Linked DNA regions of Mus musculus: region 2 is linked to region 1. The links are chromatin loops, found by intact Hi-C in ENCODE. Cell type or tissue: left cerebral cortex. All regions are shown on one strand. Each heading gives the region's core, and the rest is flanking DNA. Links, peaks and the distances in the headings are about the cores only. Region 1 overlaps Iqgap1 (IQ motif containing GTPase activating protein 1). Region 2 overlaps Iqgap1 (IQ motif containing GTPase activating protein 1).

Region 1 (2,910 bases), core at 242-2,741:
GCCAACTTACCTTTCAGGAAAAACACCAAGTGGGAGGAAAGAAACCATGAATCCCAAGCCAGAACACTCTGCCCTGCCTGTGCTTTCTAAGCAAAGACTGCATAAGCAAGAGCAGTGGAGAACAATGGCGGACTTCCTCCCTTTGTTCTGATCCCATCATTAGGAAGGCACAGGAACTCCTCATCTCTGTATTTCAAAGAATTGAAGGCTTGGGACGCAGGCTACATCAGAGGCTACAGAAGGAGCAGAGAGGAATTCTGCCAGCTTAGCCTCCCGTGCTTGCCAAGTTCAGACAGCCACTGTAGGCATGGCCTTTACAAGGTTATCGCCAGACAGACCTCAGCACACCAAGCCAATCACAATGCCGAGAATTAATCAGGCTTTGGCTCAGACACAAGCATTTGAATTCATTACGCTCTTAACACAGAAATGTACTAGCCACCTGCAGTCACTCTTCTGCACGCTCACAATGATGCTGGTGATACCTAGGTTCCAACCCAAGTTTCATAAAAGCACTGAGATGGGGCAGCTCGGTGGAAGAAGGTATGAGATAAGCGGCTTCTTACAGGTCCCTGCTATCCTTTTCACTTGTAAAATTAACACTGAGGCTATATATATATAGCAAGCGGAATCCAAGCAAACAAATCTCACCCTCACGTCCCACTTCCTCCCCAACCTTTCCCAGTCCTAGAGCCATGAAGGAATCGGATAACACATTATACCACCATTCCCAACTACCCAAGTGTTTATCTTCCTCTCCCCTACCCTCTCTTCAGACACAGCCCTGTCTCTTGCTAATTCAGTACCCTGCTGGTTCTAAGAAGTGGGAACTTGCAATTAAGTCATTTTCCATGAAATTATGCTTTACTTCCTATCATATTTGTGTTGGTATAAAAATTACTTGTTGAATGAACAAATAACAATGGAAGGTCCCAGCTGGCTGAATGGATAAAGGACATCACACCCTGATTAAGATGCAGAGTTCAGAGAGGTGCCAGATAAAAAAAATGAAAGCTAATACCGTGTTTCTGCAACAATAATATATTACGGGGATAAACAAATCCCTTCTCTCTGCTCCCTAGAAAAACACAGGTGTTTCGGTAAGGATAATAGCCTTCTATTCTGTTTGAAAATCCTCGAGTTGATATAAAACCCCTTTCATTCTTGCAGCACAGACAAAAAATACACGCTGGACTGCGCAGTTATCCTTAGGTGACTTATTTTGCTAAGAAGCCCTGGTTACCTGAGGGCGTGGATACAGTAGATGCATCTTGGCATGTTCTTCCGGTCATAGATATCTGTGGTTTCTGGGTAAAAAATCTAGGAAGAAATCAAAGAAGTAGACTGAATGGATTGGTTAGAAGAATCAGGAAAGGAATAAAGAAAGACCTTTACTAAGACAGACCAGACCTCAGGAAAAGATCTTCCTGAACACAGCAGTAACATCAACATTTGCAGGAGAGTGAGGAGAGAGCCTAAAGCTCTCTGCAAGGCAGAGAGTAACAGAAACCAGGTAGTTAAGTAGGGTGAAATCAGACGATTGCTATCATGTCCAAAGCCACACCAGTGGGACAAGGATGGAGCCTGGCTTTGGAGAGAAGGATAAAAGCAGAGCTTAGAGCGCACAGGAGGCGGGAGCCAGGCTATGCTGACTCACTAGAGAAGGAAGCTGGAGAAGCAGGCTACAAAGTTGTTGTGATGGTGGATGGATAAAAGAGGCATTTCAGATAAATGGAGAAAGTTTGGGGAGGGACTGGATGAAGGGTCTAGGTTATCTCCAAACTTTAGAGACTAAGCTCAAGGCTTGCCTGGATGCATAGTGAGCTGAAGGGCAGCCTGGGAAACCCAGTGAGACTGTCTGAAAACATCAACCAGTGCAGGCTGAGGACACAGCTCAAGGGTAGAGCACTTGCCTAGCTACCATTAAGGCCTGGGCCCTTCTCTAGTGACACCATAAAACAAAACAAAACAACAAAAAACCTTAGCAACTGCAAACATAAACACACTCTAAATACCATCCAAAGGACACTAAATTGTCATCACTCATAGATGACAACACTGTATGAAAGGCAGGAAGTCACAGGTTCACAGTGTAGTAGTTTACACTAGTGTGCATTTTACATTACAGAAAACAGGAACAGGAGGTATAGGTACACAGAAAAGCCAGGTAACCATAGCAACTTGGTGCAATGCATTTCCTGACATTTGTGGGACAGAAATCTCAAAAGCACCCTTGGTAGAGAAGAGCAGCCCAGCAGCTTGCTCTGAGGAAGTGGGGATGAAAGCTGGCCTCTCACACAGATGGAAATCCACGTCTGAGTCAGCTCAGCATCTGAGTCAGCTCAGCAGACCCACGTGTAACCAAGACCTGAGCACTCACTCTGCTAAGCACCAGAGGCTGGTCACTCACTGTGCGGCACTCCACAGCTCACCTGTACCCTTGTTCTTTCTCAGTTCCAAAAACCTAGAACATATATATATATATACATATATATATCACATACACATATATACATATATATATTCTTTTCCTGAGTCAAACTGAAAAGAACCCTTATCATTAAGAAGGAGCAGGCCAAAATTAGGTAGCACGGTGTTGCATACCTATAAACCTAGTCTCTGGAAGCTGAGGCAGAAGCATTGTGAGTTCCAACCAGCCTAGAGTACAGCTTGAGCTACTATCCCAAAAACAACAAAGAGAGGCATAAAGGGAGGGAAGGAAGAACAGAAGGAAGGACAGACAGATCACCGACTGCTTTGCAGAATGATTTTGCAGGTTGAATGAGAGCTATTATGCCAATTGGCAGCGGCACGGGTGGGTACCGCAGCTTACCTTAGGCAACCCAATCTCATCCATGGCATTCAGCCACTGAATCACATTATCCGTGTGTCTGAAGTGGAGGCCGGTAG
Region 2 (2,910 bases), core at 317-2,816, 50 kb before region 1:
TAATCAAAAAGAAGTTATGATGGCATTTCCCCATTGTTTCAGATGTAGGTTAGAGGTTTTAATACACATAGAAAAAGTAAAGGCATTTCAATTTATGAAATATGCCAATGAGAATGAGAAATGAAAATGAGAATGACCTGTAATGTCTCAGTACCTACCAGTTGCTCTGCCCCCGCCCCGCCTCCACCCCTGGCACTTTTGCACAGGCTGACCGAATACTCCTGACCCCATGGTGGGATGACAGGTATGTGCTGCCTGGCTCAGTTTCTACAGTGCTGAGATCAAACCCAGGGGTTTGTGCCTGCCAAACAAGCATTCTACCAACAGAACTACATCTCCAGCTCTGCAGTCTACTGGAGTCCTTTGTTTTTAGGAGACTGAGCCCAGGGTCTCTTGTAAACTGAATATGACTCCAACTTCAACTCCGCATGAGAAAGGTTGTCTAACGTAAATGCAAGTACAACAGGAGGAGCAACCATCCAGCACCGAGCCTGTGTGTGGCCTCGGTTAGGCACCTTACACACTATTTTTTCAAGGCATTACAAAAACCTTATGAAGCATAATTATCTGAACTTTAGAGATGAGCTGCTGAGGCTCAAAGTGTTGGGTGGCAAGGCCATCAGGAAAGAGCTGGCTCTGGGGTGATCGGTATGATCGGCTGTTTTCTAATGTTCTCTGCAGTCCTGGCGGCTTACGACAGCACTGTCGTCACTACCACTAAACTGGTGAGTGGTGGTGAGGAAGGGCATGAAGGGACCGCAGTGTCCCAAGGATGGGGACCATGGTGTGTCCTCTCTGCCTAGCCTAACCCTAACCCCAGGCACCTATGAGGCAGACCAGTTCCTGAATCCGAGCAGCAGTGTACAGTCTCCTTAGCAGACTGGTTGGCCTGCACTGGCAGTGAAACCAATGGAATAGGGACTGTATGCAGTATGCTTAGTTACAGTGTGTGAAGAAATCCTTTCACAGTTACTGAATTAATATGCGCTGAGAGACTACTGGTTACCAACAGGGAGGTACAGATGACTAAGACATACTGTCTTAGGAGTTCCCAGTTTTGGGGGTGGCAGGGAAATGAGTCAGCTCGCACTGTCAACAGAGGATGTCTCAGGGCTGCTGAGTCAAGGGGAAGGGCCATCACTGCGGCTGTAGGGGGGCAGCGCGGGCCAGTGCTCACTGTTTGATGGAGGCAGGAGGCAGGTAGGGAGCAGAGGGAGGGAGGCTGATTCCAGGAGGGGAGAGCATCCTGTGCAGAAGGCGGAACGCTTGCTCACAGAGAGGCACCAGCCTGGTTTGCTAGACCACGGCAGTGGCAAGCAAGGCAGGGTGTGGCAAGACATGGAAGAGCAGTTTGGCAGTAGAGCATGTGTGAGGCTCAAAGTTTGATTCTCAGCACTGCAAAAGAAATGAGCCAACCAGGCTGAAGAGGTCACTCACTGGTTAGGAGCACTGACTGCTCTTCTAGAGGTTCTGAGTTCAATTCCCAGCAACCACATGGTGGCTCACAACCTTCTGTAATAGGATCTGATGCCCTCTTCTGGTGTGTGTCTGAAGACAGCTACATACATAAATACATAAATCTTTAAAAAAAAAAAAAAGAAAAGAAAAAGAAACCAACCAACAAAAACCGTAAGAGGTCTACTATGTGGTACACACATAGTTGGGTCTGGACACCGCTCATGAATCCTTTCAATTGTCTGATTATTTCTGGCTTTGGATTTTGAAGATTGCTTTCACTATACAGGCTGGCCAGGAATTACAATGAAGTCCAGGCTGGCCTCAAACTCTGAATCTTCTTGCCTCTGTCTCCTGAGAGCTGGATTACTGGTGCGTGTCACCATCCTTATTTGGTACATTTTTTAATGTGCAAAAATAGATATTTAGGCAGCTCGGCATGGTGGCACATATCTATAATCCCAGCATTTGGGAGAAACAGGAGAGTCAAGTGTTCAAGGCCAGACTCAACTACATAGTGGATTTGAGGATAGTTTGGGCTACATAAGATTCCTCCCACTCCCCAAAATCAGGTATTTGGGGTTGGAAATTGAACTCAGTGGGAAACAGCCTGCAAGCACAATGCTGAGGGTCAAATGTAAGCACCAGAAAGAAAAAAAAAAGAAACTTAAAAATAAATTAGGGGCAGCTACGTTATAAAACGGCTACAGAGTTAATTTTGAATTTAAAATGTGATTCAGAGTTACAACGAGGCAATGTGTTCACAAATTTTAGTAATATCCCTAACAAAAGGTATCCATATCAAATAAAAATGAAAACAAAGAGAGATTTCAAGTACAGAGCAGCAAAGAATCTCTTACTGCTAACACTGGTGGTTAGGTACCTCCTTCAAGGCCAGGGCACCAGCTCATCAGGGCTGGAGTGAAGATTCAGGTGTCAGAGCACTCTAAAGCATCCGCACAGGACGACTCTCAGAGGACACAGACCACACCCAACTCCCCAAGCCCTTAGCTTCTCCCAACTAGGCGCCCACCGAGCTCTCTGAATACACAAAGCTCTCCCCAAAGGCTTTCCCTTATCTTTTCTCCCACCTCATCGGAGAGCGTCACGCCTGAGCCTGTGCACACCCACCTGATAATGCAACATGAAAGTCTCCATCTGAACTCCCATGAACTTGGCTTTTACTTCAAAGTCTCCAACTTCTTCTGTTGGACCAATTTCGAAGATAACATTTTTAAATCTGTTGAAACACAACACCGTATGTGTGAGCTTTGAGTTTTTAGGTAATGAGACTCTGAGATGGGGGAGGGGGCACTAGGGGTAGATTCTGGACCTAAGTTCGCCTGGAGCGGCAGCGCCATTGGCAAAAGCATCCTGCTGTGGTGTCTGCTTTGACACCTGGAGAGAGAAATGGTCACCCCTCCCTGAAGCACTTGCAATTTGTTCCAAGACGGC

The links. A loop is a pair of places that touch in the nucleus more often than their neighbours do. Peaks named below come from ENCODE experiments on the same cell type or tissue, not always from the same donor. Only the 100,000 strongest peaks of a DNase experiment are listed, where the experiment ranks them.
Region 2: it touches region 1 in a loop (4-fold over the local background); 2 of 42 quality-filtered maps call a loop at or near these places.

The regions. Positions count from the first base shown.
Region 1 is chr7:80,764,052-80,766,961 of GRCm38, forward strand. It overlaps Iqgap1 (IQ motif containing GTPase activating protein 1), which reads right to left. Exons shown (of 38, transcript NM_016721.2): 4 at 2,834-2,910; 5 at 1,244-1,320. Among named protein-coding and RNA genes, the nearest start is that of Iqgap1, 38 kb to the right of the region's middle. In left cerebral cortex, for the core only: no CTCF peak of the experiment used is centred there; DNase peaks (open chromatin) are centred at 1,633 and 2,301; H3K27ac peaks cover 1,555 bases.
Region 2 is chr7:80,714,425-80,717,334 of GRCm38, forward strand. Iqgap1 (IQ motif containing GTPase activating protein 1) reads right to left here. Exons shown (of 38, transcript NM_016721.2): 37 at 2,587-2,695. Among named protein-coding and RNA genes, the nearest start is that of Crtc3, 27 kb to the left of the region's middle. In left cerebral cortex, for the core only: a CTCF peak has its summit at 1,527 (motif pointing left); a DNase peak (open chromatin) is centred at 1,059.